Linked DNA regions of Homo sapiens: region 1 is linked to region 2. Evidence: chromatin loops called from intact Hi-C (ENCODE). Cell type or tissue: PC-9. All regions are shown on one strand. Each heading gives the region's core, and the rest is flanking DNA. Links, peaks and the distances in the headings are about the cores only.

What was found. Peaks named below come from ENCODE experiments on the same cell type or tissue, not always from the same donor. Only the 100,000 strongest peaks of a DNase experiment are listed, where the experiment ranks them.
Region 1: a loop joins it to region 2, with 2.9 times the contacts of the local background. A loop is called at or near these places in 1 of 110 quality-filtered maps.

What each region holds. Positions count from the first base shown.
Region 1 is chr22:44,478,226-44,488,637 of GRCh38, forward strand. It overlaps the pseudogene MRPS18CP6. Among named protein-coding and RNA genes, the nearest start is that of RTL6, 15 kb to the right of the region's middle. In PC-9, for the core only: no CTCF peak of the experiment used is centred there; DNase peaks (open chromatin) are centred at 4,286 and 4,786; H3K27ac peaks cover 2,381 bases.
Region 2 is chr22:44,332,597-44,343,008 of GRCh38, forward strand. No RefSeq gene overlaps it. Among named protein-coding and RNA genes, the nearest start is that of SHISAL1, 25 kb to the left of the region's middle. RefSeq lists enhancers at 4,971-5,734, 5,735-6,498. In PC-9, for the core only: a CTCF peak has its summit at 3,759 (motif pointing right); DNase peaks (open chromatin) are centred at 5,245 and 5,845; H3K27ac peaks cover 363 bases.

The DNA of each region.
Region 1 (10,412 bases), core at 1,511-6,510, 150 kb after region 2:
AGGTCAAGGCTGCAGTGAGTTGAGGCTGCAGTAACACTGCTCTCCAGCCTGGGTGACAGAGTGAGACCCTGTCTCCAAAATAATAATAATAATTTGAGGCCAAGATGACTTTATCTTCTTCCAGAGAGAATTTTCTTTCCTTCTCCAGGTGCTTGGGCATTCTAGATTTACCTTAATCCAGTTTCAGGGATTGAGATTTTTGGCACTACCCTGGTTACTGGAAGCTAAGCTATAGGACATGAAAGAGCTGGTTTTATTCCAATGTACTCTTTATACTTAATATACACCCTTTTGGAACCCAACCCTAAATATGGGGTCAGGGATGTCTGCCAGGGCCCCCAGCCTTGCTTGGCAGGCTCTGGACACCAGTGATTGTCCCCGTCACCCTGTGAGGCTGTCAAAAGTGCTGCCTGGCCTCTGACTTTCCTCTTCCAGATCAGCTAATGCTCTCTGGGGAGAAGGCGCCCCAAATGCAGGCTTCACCTTTCTGAATTTCCTTCTCGGATTTTACTCACTATCTCGTCACTCTTCGATGTTTCTAGGAAGATCTTAAAATCTTCTGTGCATCTGTTTCCTTATCTTCAGAGAAATGGTGGGTCTGAACTCTGTAGCCCGTCATCACTTGAAGGGCCACAAAGCGCGTCTCGCGAAATCCACCCCCTGCAGGAGCTCTGCCTGGTGACAGGGCTCAGGACCCCTCTGCTCTCAGTTCTGTCCTCACCTTCCCTCCTGGGGAATGTCTTTCCAGTGTATGGGTTTCCTAATTCCCTTCTTGTTTCTTCCCAATCACTCTTCTTCTACCAGGGGAAGCCTCTTCTCTCTCTGAACTTGGATTTTGAACAAAAGCCAGAAAGTGTTCCTGGGAATTTTCTGCCTCTTGCCCACCACACCCTTCCCTTCTACCTGTAACTAGAGAAGCCTGACTGAGCCAGACTCAGTGGGATTACATGGCTCACGCCTCTAATCCCAGCACTTTGGGGAGCTGAGGCAGGTGAATGGCCTGAGGTCAGGAGTTTGAGACCAGCCTGGCCAACATGGTGAAACCCCGTCTCTACTAAAAACACAAAAATTAGCTGGACATGGTGGTGGGTGCCTGTAATCCTAGCTACTTGGGAGGTTGAGGTAGGAGAATCCCTTGAACCCGAGAGGCGGAGGTTGCAGTGAGCCGAGATCGTGACACTGCACTCCAGCCTGGGTGAGAAAATTAGACTTCATTTCAAAAAAAAGAAAAAGAAAAAAAAAGAAGCTTGACTGCACAGTGCTCACCTGAGAGATAGGAGAAAAAATACATGATTAAAAAATGCTAATTAATGCTTTAACGATTACTCAGCCACACACATGTTAGACTTGCATGAGGGTCCATTTAAGGAAAGATAATGAGTAGAAGGCTACAATTCTGTTCTAAAAATGAGGAAAGCATGATCTTGGAGCCACACTGCTTGGGTTTGAATCTGGGCTCCACCCCTCACAGTCATTCACTTCCTATGTAACCCACTGGGCACTTCACACTGAGCCAAACACTTCCTGAGCATTTGCAATAAACCTCTTGAGTGAAGTGCTGTTATTACCCCCTCCTTTGAACTGTGTAACTTGAGCAGCCTACGTATTACAAACTCTGTAAACCATCAGAGGCTATACAGGAGTGTCATCACCACCATCATCACCATCACCATCATCACCACCATCACCATCATCATCATCACCATCATCACCATCATCAACATCACCATCATCACCATCATCACCATCATCATTATCATCATCGCCATCATCACCATCATCATTATCACCATAATCACCATCATCATCATCATTATGCTAGAAGAGACGTTTCTCAAACATCTGGATGATACCTGGACGTGGCAGACATGGATCCAAGATGATCTCAGATAGGTTTGGGGGAAAGAGAGAGAGAGAAGGAGAGAGAGACAGAGACAGAGACACAGAGAGACACGAGCGAAAACTGGCCATATCAAAAGTAACAATCGACCGTGTGGAATGCATTTCCCAGCATGAATTCTGAGGCATCTTAGGCCTAAAAGAAGACCAGAGAAGCGGCTGGGCGGGGTGGCTCATGTCTGTAATCCCAGCACTTTGGGAGGCCGAGGTGGGCGGATCACAAGGTCAGGAGTTCGAGACCATCCTGGCTAACACAGTGAAACCCCGTCTCTACTAAAAATACAAAATATTAGCCGGGCATGGTGGCGCCTGTAGTCCCAGGTACTTGGGAGGCTGAGCCAACAGAATGGCCTGAACTGGGGAGGCAGAGCTTGCAGTGAGCCGAGATCACGCCACTGCACTCCAGCCTGAGCAATAGCACAAGAATCTGTCTCAAAAAAAAAAAAAAAAGAAGACAGAGAAGCATATTCTAATTAACTAGTTTAAGAGGAACTTAAGCTAAATTTCCTTAGACATCCTAAATGGACATTGGCCCTTTTCACATTCTGAGAAAATTTCTCAGGAAAAAAAAAAAAAAAAAGAAGCAGGGAAATTTACTTAATCCATTACTTCCCAGGTTTCATTGCTGTGGAACACGGTTTCTTACTGACACCGGTGACAATCTAAGAAGCGTATTTTGTAATGTGTAAATTAAAATGTGGCTCCTTCCTCACTTATTAGGAGCTGCTGGCATTGGAAGAAGAAATGGTGAAACTGTAATGAGAAATTAATGAATAAGAAAGAAAACTGAGAGAATACTTTAAACCAACAGCTGATGCTTTAAAAATAAATAAGTTCAACAGTTAGTCTCTGACAAATCTAATCAATAAAAAAAAGAAAACAGATTAAATTAAGCAGAAGAAAGAGGGTGTGATCAATGCAGAGAGGATTCTCAAAGCCTGAGATGAAACTACGCACGGTTCTATGCTGATCAATTAGAAAATCTCCATGAAATGGACAGGTTTCTGTTCCCTCCCCAAATGATTAAAGCAGAAGTAGCTTATCTGGGAAAAAAATGCTATTTCCCATCTCTGGTACCCAGTGCCAGAAATTCCAGTCAATTAGACTTAATAAGTTGAGGGAGTGAGCTTCCTCAAGCAGGAGAGACAGACACTCTTATCTGCCAAGGACATGTTTATCTAGCTAGATCATGAATAATTGAGAAGTAGAGTCACAGGAAAAAAGGACAAAACCCAGCACGAGTCAGATAGAGACTGTCAAGGTAAATGTGATAAAATTAAACTAAGTAGCTATAACAAGAGATGTATAAGACCTGTTTGAAGGAAAATACAAAACTTGATTGTGGAACAGGGTTGAAACTGGAAGGAGACAAATGTCAGAGAGCACTTCCTCTCCACAGTGACCCTGCAGTTGCACAGCCACATGAGTGTGTACAACCTTCAACGGAGCATGTGTATTTACATGCAGTGCGATCTTCCCTTGGTATCTGCAGGGTTGGTTCCAGGACACACCTCCACCCCCACAGAATCTGAAGATGCTCAGGTCCCTTACTTAATGGTGCAGTATTTGCATATAACTGACACACACCCTCCAGTATACTTTAAATCATCTCTAGATTACTTATAATACCTGATGCCATGTCAATGCTATGTAAATAGTTGTTATACTGTATTGCTTTTTTTTTTTTTTTCTTGAGACAGAGTCCCGCCCAGGCTGGAGTGCAGTGGCGCGATCTCGGCTCACTGCAAACTCCGCCTCCAGGGTTCACGCCATTCTCCTGCCTCAGCCTCCCGAGTAGCTGGGACTACAGGCACCCACCACCACGCCCGGCTAATTTTTTGTATTTTTAGTAGAGACGGGGTTTCACCGTGTTAGTCAGGATGGTCTCAAACTCCTGACCTCGTGATCCACCTGTCTCGGCCTCCCAAAGTGCTAGGATTACAGGCATGAGCCACCGCGACTGGCCTTTTTTTTTTTTTTTTTTTTTTTGAGAGAGTCTCTCTCTGTCACCCAGGCTGGAGTGCAGTGGTGTGATCTCAGCTGACTGCAACCTCCACCTTCTGGGTTCAAGGGATCCTCCTGCCTCAGCCTCCCAAGTAGCTGGGATTACAGGCACCCACCACCACACTCAACTAATATTTTGTATTTTTAGTAGAGACGGGGTTTCACCACGTTGGCCAGGCTGGTCTCAAACTCCTGACCTCAAGTGATGCACCTGCCTTGGCCTCCCAAAGTGCTGGGATTACAGGCGTGAGCCACCGTGCCCAGCCTCTTAATTGTTTTTAAAAAGTCAGCTGAGGCTTAGCATGTAGAAAGCCACAAAAGAACACCACTCCTAACCTAACGGTGAGTAAAGGTACAAAACTGGAATTTTTCTTGAGCCCATGAGAGAGCTAAGATTACAAGGAAGTAAATTCCAAATAGTGCCCAGCCCCATCGAGGAGAGATAAGACAAGGCACATGAATTGTGGCGCTGTTAGCAGAGCATGAGAAAACATAGGGCTGCTGGAAAGACAGAAAAGGAGCAAATGGCTAAAATAGTAACAAATTCCTATGGGCTGAATATGGGATACTGTGACCCTCTGGAATAAGTGGGAATCCAGACCCTAGCGGAGGTCATCTCAGTCCCCTACAAACTCTTTCCCTCCTCTGAGTGCTCACTGGGAATATTGGAGACAGGCAGGACAGCATCAAAAGCTGCCACTTCTTTGATGCACAAACATGAAAAACAACACCTTTTCCCAGACCCTTCACTTATATAAAACAAGAGCTCCAGGCCACTGGGGGAAGGGCAGGAAATCCTCCCAAGGCCCACAAAGATCCATAGCTTCTGGGGAATAGAAACAAAAGATAGTTTTCATCTTAAGAAACTTGAGGGCCAGGCGCAGTGGCTTATGCCTGTAATCCCGGCACTTTGAGAGGCCGAGGTGGGTGAATCATCTGAGGTCAGGAATTTGAGACCAGCCTGGCCAAAATGGTGAAACCCCATCTCTACTAAAAATACAGAAATTAGCCAAGCATGATGGTTTGCACCTGTAATCCCAGCTACTTGGGAGGCTGAGGCAGGAGAATCACTTGAACCCGGGAGGTAGAGGTTGCAGTGAGCCGAGATCGCACCATTGCACTCTAGCTTGGGCGACAAGAGCAAAACTCCGTCTCAAAAAAAAAAGAAAGAAAATAAATGAAATTTGAGGCTGGGCGTGATGGCTCACACCTGTAATCCCAGCACTTCGGGAGGCCTGGGTGTGAGGATTGCTTAAGGCCAGGAGTTTGAGATCAACCTGGGCAACACAGCAAGACCCCATCTGAATTTTTTTTAACTGTAAAATAAGTTTATTGGTGGTAACGTGATAGAATTTATTCCCAACATCTGATATTACAAACTTTAGGGTCCTTGAGATATGCAGATCCTTGTATGTAACTGGCATAAATCCCATTATTTGAGCTCTCTTAATTGCTTCTGTGATTTCTTTCTGTTTCTTCCCACAAAGACCTATAATGTACCTTCCATAAATGCCTCCAGTAAATGGAGAAATAAAGTGGGACAAGAGCTGTACATTCTTATCATCTACACGCTTTCCACACAAGATACAATTCTTTTTTTCTTTTTTCTGTTTGAGACAGAGTCTTGCCCTTGTCACCCAGGCTGGAGTGCAGTGCATTATTTGAGTTGTTTTTCTCATTCAGATACAAAAGTTTCTTCTAGATGGCTCGGGGTAGCTGGCATGCTAAGGGTACTTCGCTCTCACACTCCACTCTCCATGCCCTAAAAGCTCCCTCAGCACTGACGGCACCAGTGTCTTCTCTTCTTTTCCTATTTAATAGCTTTGTTGTTTGTGATTTTCATAATTTAAGTGAATTATGTGTAACGAGTTTATTGAGGAACCTCAACTTGTTGAGACTATAAATAGACGCAATTTTATTTCTTGCCAACTCCAATCCATATGGGATCTGTTGAAGCTCTCTTTCCTGCTAGGTAGGAGGTCCCTTAATGACATCTTGGCCAGATTCCAAGGTTTTCTTCTCATTTTCTTTTTTTTTTTTTTTTTTTTTTTTTTTGTTGAAAAGGAGTCTCGCTCTGTCTCCCAGGCTGGAGTGCAGTGGCGTGATCTCTGCTCACTGCAAGCTCCACCTCCCGGGTTCCAGCCATTCTCCTGCCTCAGCCTCCCCAGTAGCTGGGACTACAGGCGCCCGCCACCACGCCCAGCTAATTTTTTTTGTATTTTTTAGTAGAGACAGGGTTTCACCGTGTTAGCCAGGATGGTCTCGATCTCCTGACCTCGTGATCCGCCCGCCTCGGCCTCCCAAAGTGCTGGGATTACAGGGGTGAGCCACCGCGCCCAGCTGGTTTTCTTTTCATTTTCGTCTTTAGAACAGCCTCTTGGTGTTTAAGACTAAGCCCTGTCTATTTCTAAAGAATGTTCAGCTCAAACACAATTCAAGACTTGTGGCCAGAGTTCTCTGTGGCTCTTGCGGCTTGGAGGAGCGGGAAAGGGCCCCTCTGGACTCAACGAAACTGTTTGCCTCACCAGGCTGTGTTTATTCACGTGTTGGGATGGCTCAGAGAGGGCGCAGGGAGAGGGCCCTGGCAGGGTGGTGGCCTCTCCCACTTTCCCATCCACCGCTGAGCATGAGAAGATGTCGGCTCCCACCTGGGCCCTCCCAGGTGGCTCTGGTCCATGATTTCACCTGGCCTCCTCTCCTGGCTGGCCCTGGCTGGTGGTGGTCACACCGCAGTGCTCTGATGCATGAATTCTTGTGTGCTCCCCACCATGGGGATCCCACAACACCGTGGTTCCCTGTCTCATCCACCTTCCTGGGGCAGCAGGCAACTGGAGGGTGGGGATCCAGCTTCCATAGATTCTGGAAAAGGAAACTAAAGGGGTTGATGCTGGCTCCCCTTGAATGAGAAACCTCCTCTCCCTCTGAGTCCCTTAACCCATGGTTCATGGGATGAAGGCAGGTGGGGAGTCCACTGGCCAACCAGACATGACCAGAATGCACTTGTCCCCATCTCAGAGGTGCCTTCAACCTACATGAAGTTCTCAAAGCCCACTCTCCCCTAGCTTTCTCCTATGAAGGAGAAAACAGTACTTACCACCAAGCCTCCATGGTAGCCCCCGGACAGATCACTCCCACAGTCCCATCTTCTGCACGTAAGGACTCACACCTGGTGTTTTTTGGGGGGTTTTGGTTTCTGAAATTTTTTTTTTTTTTTGAGACGGAGTCTCACTCTGTCACCCAGGCTGAAGTGCAGTGGCGTGATCTCGGCTCACTGCAATGTCCGCCTCCAAGGTTCAGGTGATTCTCCTGCCTCAGCCTCCCGAGTAGGTGGGATTACAGGCACCTGCCACCATATCTGGCTAATTTTTGTATTTTTAGTAGAGACAGGGTTTCTCCATGTTGGCCAGGCTGGTCTCGAACTCCTGGCCTCAAGTGATCCACCCACTTCAGCCTCGCTAAGTGCTGGGATTACAGGCATGAGCCATCGTGCCTGGCCAGAGCTGGTGCTTCTTTCCCTTTCAGGGGATGTCCACAGTGTGTGCTCCTGAGCAGTTGGAAGTCTTCCTCCAGCCAGTAACTTGGGGGCCCAGGCCTCCTCATTGCATGAACCTGCTGCCTTCACAGCCTATTTCCAAGGTCACCCTGTCCATCAGCTTGAATCCAGCCAGTGAGAGGGACAGGATCCCCACCTACATTCCATTGGCATGTTAGTCTAAGCATTGAGCCGCAGCTTGTCGTTGAGGGGGCAGAGAGATGTCATTGAGCTTTTTGCCCAGGAAGAAGAGAAAACGAGATCAATAAAGAACCAGCCCATCTATGCAACATTTGGGTTCTGGGAGAATGGCAGGTCTAGGAATTCCCTTCAAGTGTGGTAGCTGATGGTCCGTGGGCAGCTCTCCAGGTTCAGAATACAGCCTGTTTACTGCATTGCATTCTCAGCTTCGGGGCTTCGTTATCATCTGGGGCCAACAGAAAAAGCCCAGTTCAATATCCTGCTATATGTGTATAACTAGAAAACACATCGCTTTTCTTGAAAGGTGGGCGGAGGCTTTGGCAGGTGTCCTGTGACGAAGACAGCTCTCGGAGAGCCACAGGTAAGTCACATGGGTTCTGCTGTTTTTGAAAATGCTGTGACCTGATCTGAGGGAGTTGGCAGTTTCTACTCATTATTTTGTTGTTGTGGTGGTGGCGGTGGTGGTGGTGGTATTGCTTGGTGTGTAAACCATCAGGTTTCTGTGAGCACAGCAACATTTGAAATCCAGAAGCTTTGGAACACACGGAAGGACCACTGAAAGACGTGGTGAAGTGGTACCGCCCAGTGCACCAGGGCAAAGACCACAGAGCGAGGCTGGTGATGGGGCACAGGACTGGCCAGGGAAGCCCACTCAGAGCGTGAGCCAGCTCCCCAGCCTCCCGGCACCCATAAGCCTGCCCAGGCACGAGGAGTTCCCTTCACAGGCTGGGGCAGATGAAGAACAGGATGAGGAAGGGGGAAAGCAGCCACAGTTCCACAGAGGAAGGTGCGTGGTTCCCTCCCCCCGGGCCCACAGCAGAGCCCTCTGGACACCAAGCTGAACAGGCCAGCTCAGGGCATCAGCAGGCTGGCTGCATGAGTCACCAGCAGTGATAACCAGCAGGGCAGTGCAAGCCTGCAGGGACCTCCTGCTGACCTCCACTGACGCTGTGAGAGAAGAAAATAAAATGACAAAATATCACAGTCACAAAAATACCATTATGTCCAAGAGATACGGAAAATAACTTTACAATTTATAAAAATACTGAGATTTCAGGCCAGGCATGGTGGCTCATGCCTGTAATCCCAACACTTTGGGAGGCCGAGGCAGGTGGATCATCTGAGGTCAAGAGTTTAAGACCAGCCTGGCCAACATGGCGAAACCCTGTCTCTACTAAAAATACAAAAATTAGCTGGGCGCGGTGGCAGGCACCTGTAATCCCAGCTACTTGGGAGGCAAAGCCAGGAGAACCACTTGAATCCGGGAGGCGGAGGTTGCAGTGAGCCAAGATTGTGCCATTGCACTCCAGCCTGGGAGACAGAGTAAGACTCTGTCTCAAAAAAAAAAAAAAAAATTGAGATTTCAGGATGTGATGGTTTCTTCGTTTGGGCTGCTATAACAAGGTACCACAGACTGGGTGGCTTGAGCCACAAACATTTACTTCTCACAGTCCTGAAGGCTGGGAGGTTCAAGATCAAGGTGATGACAGATTCAGTGTCTGGTGAGACCTGCTTCCAGGTTGCAGGCCGATGACCAATTGTCCTCTTGCTGTATCTATTCGTGAGGGTGCTACCCGCATGACCTCACTGCCTCCCAAAGGCCCACCTCCTAAGGCCATCCCATTGGAGGCTAGGATTTCAACACACAAATATTGAGGGGATACAAAGATTCAGTCCACTGCAGGTGACATCATTGAAAATAGTACCTTGGGCCAGGCGTGGTGGCTCATGCCTGTAATCCCAGCACTTTAGGAGGCCCAGGCGGGCAGATCACCTGAGATCAGGAGTTTGAGACGAGCCTGGCCAACATGGAGAAACCCCGTGTCTACTAAAAATACAAAGACTAGCTGGGTGTGGTGGCACGCACCTGTAGTCCCAGCTACACAGGAGGCTGAGACAGGAGAATTGCTTGAACCCAGGAGGCGGAGGTTGCAGTGAGCCAAGATTATGCTACTGCAAGAATCTTCCTCTATGTGGTCTGGTGACTGTCGCAATGCTATTTTGTCCTACGTGCTTTGTTTGTTTCTGCAGCTGTCTCCTGCAGGGCATCTCTCCTTCCTGGACTGGGGTCTGTGTGTCTATGTGTTGTGGTTCCCTGGTTGTATCCACCCTGGTCCTCCAGGGCACACAGGGTGAAGAAGCTCTGTCTTCAGAGCACTGTGCACACCACTCGTGCCATGCAGGATGCACCCTGGACTCATGTCAATGACTAGCTTCTGTCCCTGGCCATGGGGGACCATTTTCTGGCCACAAATCCTGGCAAGATTTCCAGCCCCCACCCATGGGCAGACGGCACGTGGTTCCCAGTTATCGCTTGCATTTTAGTTTCGGGGAGATGTTTTCACTTCTGGTCCATAGAAATGTCCTTTCATTATTTTCAAATGCTCCATTCATACAGCTCTTGTGTGTGTCTGTGTGTGTGGTGTTATTGATGTTTTCACTTCGAGTGCATGGACTTGAAGAGGGAGGTTTCTGTATAAACTCAATCTTGACCTAGAAAATTGTCTTCAGCACTCCAAGCCGATTTTCTCATCTGTCAAGTGGGGCTGTTATGAGGATGAACTGAGATAGACTCATCAGCAAGTAGCACAGTCGACCACAGAGGGAACACCCATGGAGCCCATCGAGTCTGCTTTCTGTTAGTGCTGGGAGCAGGACGAGGGTGTCACCCATCAGTCCCGGCAACAGCAGTGCTGGGGAAGTTCCACAAGTGACCTAAGAGGAGGTACAGGCGACAGTCTAAATAAGGAAACAGCTGGGCACAGCAGCTCACACC
Region 2 (10,412 bases), core at 1,870-6,869:
GGCCCCACTTCCCGACCCTCCTGGGCCACTGCATGGGGTCCCCTCTTCGGCTTCTTCTCCCCTCTCCACCCGGCAGCCCCCCAGCTCCAGTCTGCCCCCCATTTCGCCCCTCACCTGCGGGACAAGGCTGCGCTTGCCCTTCTGTGGCCTCGAAGCCAGTGAGCCCCCGTTTCCCCACCTTCCCCTGTCCCTGGCCGGGAGACCTCTGGTGTAAAGAGATCTCGTGGGGAGAAGGTTGCAGCCTCCTCGAGGGCCCCAAGAGAGAATGGAGATGAGGATCTTTTATCGATTCCGCATTTTAGGAGGGAGAAGGGAGCCCCTGGAGGACTGGCCCCAAGATCCTCCCACCTGGGTCTCCTGAGATGGTGGCCCTCATTTCATTTTTCTAAGCATTGATGGAACCGCACCAGAAACTGGGCTGAGCCCTTTATACTTGATGTATTCTTTATGCTTTATTTGTTCCTCACCACAGTGCTGGGCAGCGTCCTCCCCACTTCACAGCAGAGGTGCTGGGACTCAGAGAGGTTAGGACATCTGCTCTGAGCCACACAGCCAGCTAGGGGCAGAATCGGGGCTCAAGCCCAGGTCTGCCTGACGTCCAGGCCCAGTCCTCCAGCCTTGGCCCCTCACAGGTACCTTAGTAAACATCAAGAGAAGGCACCGAGGGCAAGTGCTGCACCCTCTCCTTACTGAGGAGGAACCAAGACAGCGGGAGGTGCCTGGCAACAGCTTGCGCGTGACCCACTGATGGGGCTGGGAATCCAGATGGCATTTCCGATGCCACATCCTGGGCCCCTTTCAAAGATAAGAGGGAGGCTCAGCCTCATGCCCGAGGCACCCAGCTGGACAGTGGGAATGGTGCTGGGGCGCCCACCCTAGGAAGCCTGCACTGTTGGAGTGCCTCAGTTTCCCCACCTGTCTCACAGGTGTCCATCCCTTCCTGTCTTCAGTGGACCTGGCTTGAGCAGCTGCCCAAGCAGGACACAATCTCCCTCCAAGGGAGCCGATGTGGGCCCTGCTCATGGGAGGGGCAGAGGGACCCCATGAATGCCCCAGCAGGGCGAGGTCAGGGTCACAGTGAGGGTTCAGGGAGGCAGTGCCTGCTCAGCCACAGGGGCAGGCAGTGTTGCCCAGTGGGAAGGCTCATGGGATTTGTAGCAAGGTGGCACTTTGTCCCTAATTGGCCAGGTGGCCTTGGGCACGGCACAGAAGCTCCCTGAACGTCAGTTCTCTTTCCTAAAGAGGTCACAGCACTGCCTCCCGCATAGAGTGTCTCGAGGACTAAATGAGACTGGGCCCATGAGATACTTCTCCTGGCGCCTGGCAAATATCCCAAGAGGGGGACGGAGGAAACTGAGGCCAAGAGAGGCCATGGAACAGGTAGAAGTGCCCGGTGCTGGTGGTGGCGGGGCTGGAAGGTGCCTGCCAGACTGTCCCGTCTGATTTTGGCTGTTATGCTGGAGAGGTGCCTGTCATCTGTGCCCTAGCAGGGACCGTGTCTCAGGCTCTCAGTGCCAGGGACACTCAGCGTTGAGGGATGCGGGCTGAGCAAGGGGAGGAAGTGTAGGGGTGTCACAGCAGGCCGCCTGTGTTGCTGGGATGGGGTGTGTTGTGTGTGTGGTGTCTGTGTGTGTGGTGTATAGTGTGTGTATGTGTGTGTTGTGTGTTGTGTTTGTTGTATGAGTGGTGTGTGTGTGTTGTATGTGTGATTTGTATGTGGTGTTTGGTGTGTGCATGTGCTATGTGTGTTCTGTGTATGCGTATTAAATGTGTGGGGTGTATGGTACATGTGTGAATATGTATGTGTGTATGAGAGAATCTGAATGAGTGGTGTGTGTTTTGTGTGTGTGGTATGTGTGTGAATATGAGAGTGTGTGAGTGCTGTGTGTTTTTTGTGAGTGTGGTATGTGTGTGAATATGAGAGTGTGTGAGTGGTGTGTGTGTCTTGTGTGTGTCATATGTCTGTGTGGTACTGTATATGAGGTGTGTGATGTATGTTTACGGTGTGTCTGTGTGTTATATATAGTGTGTGGTGGTGTGTGTGGTATGTGTGAGATGTGTATGTTTGTGAGTATACCTAGGACTGTTGAAAGTGTGTGCTGTGTGTGTGTTGTATGTGTTGTGTGTGTACGTGTGTATAAGAGTGTGTGTTGTGTGTTATATATGTATGTTATGTGTGTTGTGTGTCATGTGTGGTATATGAGTATAAATGTGTGTGTTGTATGTGTGCGTTGTGTGTATGTGGTATGGTTGGTGTGTGGTCTGCGCTGTGTATGGTGTGTTTGTGAATGTGTGTGTATGTGTGTGTGTATGAAAGTGTGAGCAGAGTGTGTTGTGTGTATATATGAAGATACGAGTGTGATATGTATATGTGAGTGATGTGTGTCAATGTGTGTGTCTCAGGCTGTGTGTGTGTGAGTATGAGTGATGTGTGTGAGGGTTTGAGTGGTGTGTGGTGGTTTGTGGGGTGTGTGGTGTGTGTGAGTGTGTGAAGGTGTGAGTGAATGGTGTGTGGTGGTGTTTGGGGGGTGTATGAGGGTGTGAGTGGCGTGTGTGTGTGAGGGTGTGAGTGCTGTGTATGGGGCCTGTGGTGTGTTTGTATGTGAAGGTGTAAGCAGTGTGGGGATGTGGTGTGTGTGTGTGTATGAGTGGGTGTGTGTGAGGGTGTGAGTGGTGTATGTGTGTGAAGGTGTGAGTGCTGTGTGTGTGCTGTATGTGGGGTCTGTGGTGTGTTTGTATGTGAGGGTATAAGTAGTGTGGGGATGTGGCGTGTGTGTGTATATGAGTGGGTTTGTGTGAGGGTGTGTGTGGTGTGGGGAGTGCCAGTGTGTATGTATGTGTGTGAGGTGCGAGTGAATAGTGTGTGTGGTGTGTGGTGTCTATGTGTGTGTAAGGATGTGAATGGTGTGTGTGGTTTTGTGTGTGTGGTGGGGGTGTGTGAGTGTGTATGTGAGTGTGCGTGAGGGTGTGAGTGGTGTGGGTTGTGTCTGTGTGAGATGTGAGTGGTGGTGTGTGAGTGTGTGTGAGGGTGTGAGTGAATGGTGTGTGTGAGGTGTGAGTGGATGGTGTGAATGAGTGGGGTGTGTGCTGTGTGTGCTGGGGTGTGCGATGGCTGTTGGCATGCGGGGGTGGTAGAATGAGGCATCTCCCTTTTTGGGGTGCGCATGTCTGGAATCTCCATATGGTGAGTGTGTCGGTGCATGTTTCCACGTGTATGTGTGGTGGTGTGTGTGTGTGCATGCATGTGTGATGTGTGTCTGTGTATGTGTGGTAAGTGTGGTGTATGTGTGGTTTGTGTCTGTGTATCTGTATGTATGTGTGGTGTATCTGTGTATGGTATGTGTGGTGTGTGTTTCTGTGTGTATGCGTTGTGTGTGTGGTGTGTGTATGTATGGTGTGTGTGTGGTGTGTGTCTGTGTGTGTGGTGTGTGTCTGTATATCTGTGTGTATGTGCGGTGTGTGTATCTGTGTATGTGTGGTGTGTGTTTCTGTGTGTCTGTGTGGTGTGTGTGTAGTGTTTGTGTGTGGTGTGTGTATGTGTGCTGTGTGTGTCTGTGTCTGTGTGTGTATGTGTGATGTGTGTGTGTCTGTGTGGTGTGTGTCTTTGTATCTGTGTGTGTATGTGTGTGTGTGTGTGGTGTGTTCAGGGCATGTGGAAAGCGTCATCATTTAGTGGAGCCCCTCCCCCTCATCCTCCCTCCCTCCGCCCTTCACCTGCCACTGGGTGGGGCTCTGTGCCTGTCCCAGGTAGTGCTGGACACCCACAGACCAGAAGAGGTCCCTGCCCCAAAGAAGCTCACTGTCGGGTTGGTGACGGCCCAAATGTTAAGGCTCTGTCACTCCATCTCCTACAGGATGAAACTCCATCCCCTTTTCCTGTGCCTGTGGCCCAGCCCACCTGCCCAGCCTCCTCTGCAGTGAGGTGCCGGAGCTCCAGCCATGTCAAACCTGCAAGGCACGGTGGCTGTCCTGGGCGGTCACTCCATGGCCTCCTCATAACCCCATGACAGGCCCACTATGTGCTGGGCTGGGCTGCCCTCCGCAGTGCTCCCAGGGCCCTGCACCTTCACCTTCTGTCTCTGGCATGGGCTCGCCTACCTTGGACAAAACTACTTTGCCTCCCTGAGCCTCAGTTTCCCCATTTGCATAATGGGAATGACCTCAAAGGGTCAATGTGAGGATTAGATGAGAGACAAGATCATAACAGGCAATGGTCCTGTTGATTAACCCAAAATAAATGAATGCTTGGCGCTTCGTGGGTACTTGGTCTCATCAACATCCCTTCTGCTTTTCCAGGAGGCCGAGGGGTCGGCAGGAAAAAGGGTGGACTTTGGAACTGAATGGATTTGGGTTTGGATCTCTGTTTGGCCACTCACCAGCTGTATGGCCTTGGCCAAGGCCGTTCACTTCTCTGTGCACTCGTGTCCTGTGCTGCCCCAACCAGATGACCACCCACTTTACAGTTCCAGAGTCTGAAATCAAATGGGTATCCCTGGGCCAAAATCCAGGGGTGCGCGGGGCCGCTCTTCCTGGAGGCTCCAGGGGAGGAGCCTCCTGTCCCCTTCCAGCCTCTAGTGGTACCCTCAGCTTGCGGCGGCATCACCCGGCCTTGGAGGGCAGCATCTTCAGATCTCCCTGCACTCCTCTTCCCACAGCCTCGGGGCGGATGCTCCCTCTGCCTCCCTCTTATAAGGATGCCTGTGATTGCATTAGGGCCCACCCTGATCATCCCAAATAATACCCCCATCTCAAAATCCTCCACTCAACCCCTTCTGCAAAGTCCTTTTTTCCCTGCTTGCCGTATAAGGTAGCACTGGCAGGTTCCAGGGATTAGGATGCGGATATCTTTGGGGGCAGGGGAGCACTCTTAAGCCTTCCGCCCTCCAGGCATCTGCCGAGGCAGGTGAGGGCGTAGGCTCGGGGGCTATTGTGTGAGTCCAGTGAGACGGAGCATGTAAGCATGTAAGCTGTCATCCACGGACCATTCAACAAATACTGCTGCGTCTCTGCTCCCGGCTGCGCTGGAGGAGGCATGTGCAGGTGACTATGCAGACTACCCTGGGAGACATTCCCCTGCCCCATTTCTGGGCACCTACTGCGTGCCAGGCCAAGCCCGACACCCCACATCTGTCGTGGCTTCATCCTCCATCCCTATTTACTATTTCTCTGACTTCGGGAGGCCTGCTCCCCCGCAAACGCGACTGCTCACAGGGCGGCCTGGCGATGACTCATGCTCTCTCCCTTGGTGGAGAGCAGCCTTTTCAAAGGGCTGGCTGGGGAGGGAGCTAAATTTAAAGCCAGGCTTCCCGAGAAGATCACCTGCCACATCAAAATTGCAGCCATTTAATCGGGAGTCGGGGACAGGAGGCATCGCACCCTCTTTCCTTTCTGAGAGGGTGGTGCTTGGAGGCCAAGACCCTGGGGCGGGCAGGGTGAGGGGGCTCCGGTTTGGTGCGACCAGCTGGTCCCAGGTCTCGACACGTTCCCTCACCTTCCCCCGCTTCCTTGCGGAGCAGCCCCCCACCCTCCCAAGGACCACCCCCAGCCCCTTCCTCCTCCAAGGGGTCCAATCCCCCAGCCCCCATTTCCTAAATTCAAAATCGAGGGCTCAGAGAGATTTCGATGCACCCTGCCCCCTCAAAGTCCTCCGGCAAGGGTGTGGCCAAGCTGGGCAGTGCCCTGGACTGGGTGGCTGCTCTGCTCCTTGGGTAGGGTGGACAGGGCGGGGTCAAGTTGTCACCTCTTTGAGCTTCTGTTTCCTTATTTATCAATCAATTCCAGGCAGGAGGAAGCACTTTGGTGGGCCCTGGAGGGCATTGTGTTCACTCCACCTGTCTACCTGGGAGGAGGCGGAGGCCGTGAGGTGGGGAGACTCAGCCCAGGATCCTGGGAGGGAAAGAGGAGCCAGCCAGCAGCCAGGCCTCTGCCTCCCAGCCCTGGCCTCCTCTGAGGTGTAAGGCTGGCTTGCTCACTGCCGCCCTTGTGCCTTTGCCAGTGGGTGAGGCTGGCTGGCTGCCTGTCCCTGCTCCTGCTCTCCCAACTGACCACAGGAGCCTCGTGTCACAGCAAAGCCATGGCTTCCCTGTGGCTACAGGGATGGGTCACAGGGAGGAAGGGCTGCCCACTGGTTAGGGGTGCTGGCTGTGGGGTCAGAGCTGAATCTGCATCTTGGCTGCTGCTGTATTGTGAGTCTTGACTGCTTGGGGCTGGGTACGTAGTAGTTGCTCTGTGTGCAGGCATCATCGCCATGGCTGACTGCGGTCCCACAGATTTGGAAGGTGTGGTGAGCTGGGTGCCGGGGTCCGGGAAGCTCGCAGGCCAGATGCACTGCACAGATGCCAGCAGTGGGGTTTGCCAAAGGCCATCATCTCATCCCTGGGGGTTCCACAGTCTCCCAGCTCCTCCTCTCTGGCCTGCCCACCTGCCTCTTGGTCACAAGTGTAAACACAGGTTTCTCTTCCAGGCCTGGCAAGGAGGCAAGAGGCGGCTTCTGTCTGCAAACAAAGTGCATGCAGCAGGCCCAGCTCTAAGCCACACCATGACCCCCCTCCCCAGTGTTTCCCTGTAACTACACTGCACTGTGAAAGGAACTTTGCAGGTGTCACAAAGGTGACTGATCAGCAAACCTTAAGAGGAGATGATCTGGCTCAGCTGACCTTGTCACATGAGTCCTTTAAAAGCAGAGCATTTTCTCTGACTGGTGACAGCAGCTGGGGCCCAAGAGACCCCGGGTGAGAGGGGTAGGCATGAGGCAGTGCGGTGCAGGGGTCTCAGGGCAAGGCAGTGAGGAGCTAAGAGCCCCCAACCAACACCAGCAAGGACACAGGACCTCAGTCCTACAGCCACAAGGAGCTGGATTCTGCTGACACCCCCAGATAAGCCCAGGAGCCTCCAGGCGAGGGCCCGGCCCTGCTGATACCTTGAGGTCAGCCTTGTGAGACCCTAAGCAGATAACCCACTGAGCCCACGCAGACTTCTGGCCTCCAGGACTGTGAAACAGCAGGTGGGTGGTGATTTAAGAGTTCAAGTTTGTGGCAGTTTGTTACATTTTGCAGCAATAGAAATACCCACGTCCTCAGCAACCACTCATGCTACTGCCTTTTTAAAGGGGTGCAGAGCCTTACAGCCCATCCTCCACTGTCCCTCGAGGGGACAGCCCCTGACCTCGCCACTCCTCTGCTTACAGACCTTCCATGGGTACCTTCAGGATGAAGTCTGAGCTCCCGATGGTTGGGCATTCAACGTGGGAAAGAAAAGACATCGTCTCCATCAGTTTGGAGAAGATTGGCTGCAGGGGCCCTGCTATGTGCTGGGGGCAGCTGAGTCTCACAAGGGACTGAGCTCCCAGGGAAATGCCTGGACTCCAGAGGCTGCTGTGCAGACCTGTCTGTCCCCCCGAGTCCTAGGGCTCAGGGCCCATGGAGATGCCCCTGGGTCAGGGACCACCGAGCAGCCCAGGCACACTGGGAGGACGTCGGCTACGAGGTGACACGGAGCCAGGAGGCTTGGGGGACTGGGGAGCACCAACTTCACTTCCCAAAGCTGAAACACAAGAGACCCCGGGGATGCAGGCTGTTCCTGGCCTCAGTTTCCTCATCTGTAGGCGATCACTGATGATAAGCCCCGCTCGGGTAGCACCGGGCTCTGTTCTCAGCGTGTGATGCGCATTACATCGTAAGGTGGGGTAGGTGCTATTTGTCAGTGCTGTCAATAGTCAATATCACAGTTTCCCAGGCAAGGAGCTGAGGAGACAGGTGTGGCTGGAACAGTGGCTCTCAGGCAGGGGGAGGGGCTGGTGAATGAGGGCCCTGGTTCTGGCTTTGTGGCTGTGTCCTGGGCTTGCCTCCTGGCACCCCACGTAGCAGCTGGGGACCTGGACCAGATGGACTGGCTACCTCCTGCCGCCCCATGTCCTCCTCTGTAAATCGGGGACAGTGATGACTGGCCTCAGCCCAAGGCTGGCTCACAGGAGGCAGAGGTTCTGTCCAGGGGAAGTGAGAGGTCCCCACCATAGCTCAGATGCTCAACCCCTCCCCACAGCTCTGTGGCATCAGGTTCATCTGGGGAAATGGCGGAATCCACTCCTGTTTCCCGGCGCTGTGCGTCTAACCCGGGCTTGGCATCTCTGCAGCTGGCGGCTGTCACAGCTCACTGCATCCTACCGCCAGGCATCTGAAACCCAGCCCGGGACGGCGAGAATTTAGATGGTGCCAATTGGCAGGTGGAGCTGAGCACCCAGCAATGAGCCTCACTTGCACAGAGCCCCGCCTACCCTGCAGCGGGCCCCAGAGTAATGCAGTAATAATAATAACAAACACGATGACAGGCAGGATCTTTGGTGTGTGCGGGAGTCCCTGAAGTTCACTGAGCGCCCTCCACACCTGCTCATGCCTTGCATCCATGCAGGGAATAGGGTCAGGTGCTACCCTCTTCTCAGAGAGGTTGTGCCATGGGCCAGAGGTCACACAGCCCGTGAGAGGCAAAGCTGGGCAGAAATCTGAGGACCCTGATGCAGATGCTCGTGCTACTGCTGGGGAAGCTCCTTCTCAGAGCTTCTGTCTTGGGGCACTAGGGTGAGGGCTCTGCTCTGTAGACCAGTCATTTTATATCCCCAAGGCGGAGGCAGGCAGCCCAGGCCAGAACAGGAGCCTCAACTTTGTAGCTGTGTGCCCTGCACGAGTCACATGGCCCCTCTGAGATTAAGATCTACCTTTTTTCTCTGACCAGGTCACCAGCTCCTTGAGTACAGGGAGTGTGCCTTCTCTCCCCATTCTTCCTGGGCTAGGCACAGAGTATTGGCAGAACACTCTGTTTAACTGAAGCCGAATGAAGGCCCCCACTTACCGGGGGCTCTGTGCCTCACGGTGTCACTCAGGTGGTTTACCTGAATCTTCACAACCATCCTAGGAGTCACTTCTATGCATTCCCTATTAACAGATTAAAAAATCAAACAGGCCCAGAGAGGTTAGGGGACTTGCCCAGGGGCACACAGCTGGCAGTGCACAGCTGAGATTTGAACTTGGATCTGTCCCTCCTTAGCCCCCGCCCTAAGCCTCTACTCCTGACCTCAGTGCAACAAAGAACAGAGTAGAGAGCTCTGGAGTGGGAGCTTATCCTGGGTCTACCTCTCTAGGCCTTGGTTTCCCCACCTGCTCCATGCTCATTGCTGTTCGGGCCCCTCCAGCTCACAGTGGGAGGCTCTGGTAGGCTCTGTACAGCACTGGCTTCTGGCTGGTTTAGCCCAGGCGCCGAGAGGCAGGTTATCTGGGATTAAACAGCTCAGGCCCCCATGGCCCAGGCTGGAATTCCAGGCCTCTTTGATTGTGCTGAGCAGCCTCTCCCAATCTTGTAAATTGTTTGGCTTGGCCTCACGGAGCAACCTTTGTTATTGCAAAATCTCATGTTTCCATAAAGCCCAGGGAAAGAAGAGGCTTTGGCGGCAGGTTCCAGCGACTGTCTGAATTCTGTTCTTGTGAGGCTCCCAGCTGTGGGGACGCCAGCCCGGGGCTGAGCGGCAGGGTGGAGGCCGTGGCCCTGGCCAGGTGGCCCAAGCCTGTGTGGGCACCAGCCAGCCGCAGCCTGGTCACCAGTCAACATCTGAGATGAACCAGAACTGCCACAGAGATGCCCAAGGGCCAGACGGGGTGAGACTGAGATGAGGAAGCCGGGGGAGGTGTTCCCATGGTCACAGGCCTGGGACACTCCACAGACCCTGTCCAAGGGCTCTCAGGCAGATCGGGACCAGCCAAGCCCTGGTTCCTTTGGAAGAGGAGAAAGGAAGGGAAACTCCAGCTTCCAGAGCTTGGATTCATAAACCTCCTGCCAGGCCTGGGCCTTTACAAACATTTCCTCATGAGCACCACCAGCCCACCATGAGCAAGGCACTATTATTTTTGCACTGTTACAGCTGAGGATAGGAAGGATCAGAGAGGTTAAGTACCCTGTCCAGGGTCACACAGCTGGTCAGTAGAAGATGTTGTCTGCGCTGGGTTGGATTTCCAAACCCTTCAGAATCATTTATGCCAACATTGCTTTCTCAGTTGGAGAAAGCCAGGTTTCAACTTGGTGTCCAGGAGCTGCCTCTGCCTCAGTCTCTCCACCCTGGATCCAGGCCCCATGAGGGACCAGGCCCTCTGCGGTTGGGTTTGCTGACATCCTGCTCTAGGTCCCCCAGAATGCCACGCCGGGTACTGGAGCCCAGGCCAAGAGAGAGGATGGGCTGCCTTCTGCCCCAGGGCACCATGGGAATATCTGGGAGCACTGCTTGCAAAGATGGATCCCCAGAACCCTGGCTTGCTAGAGCGACCTTCTAGGACCAGCAGCATGAGCCTCAGTTACTGATGAGAAAATGGAGGTTCTGAGGGTCCGGTGAGTTGCTCAAGGCCCCTGCGTAGTGAGCCTCCTTGCCACCT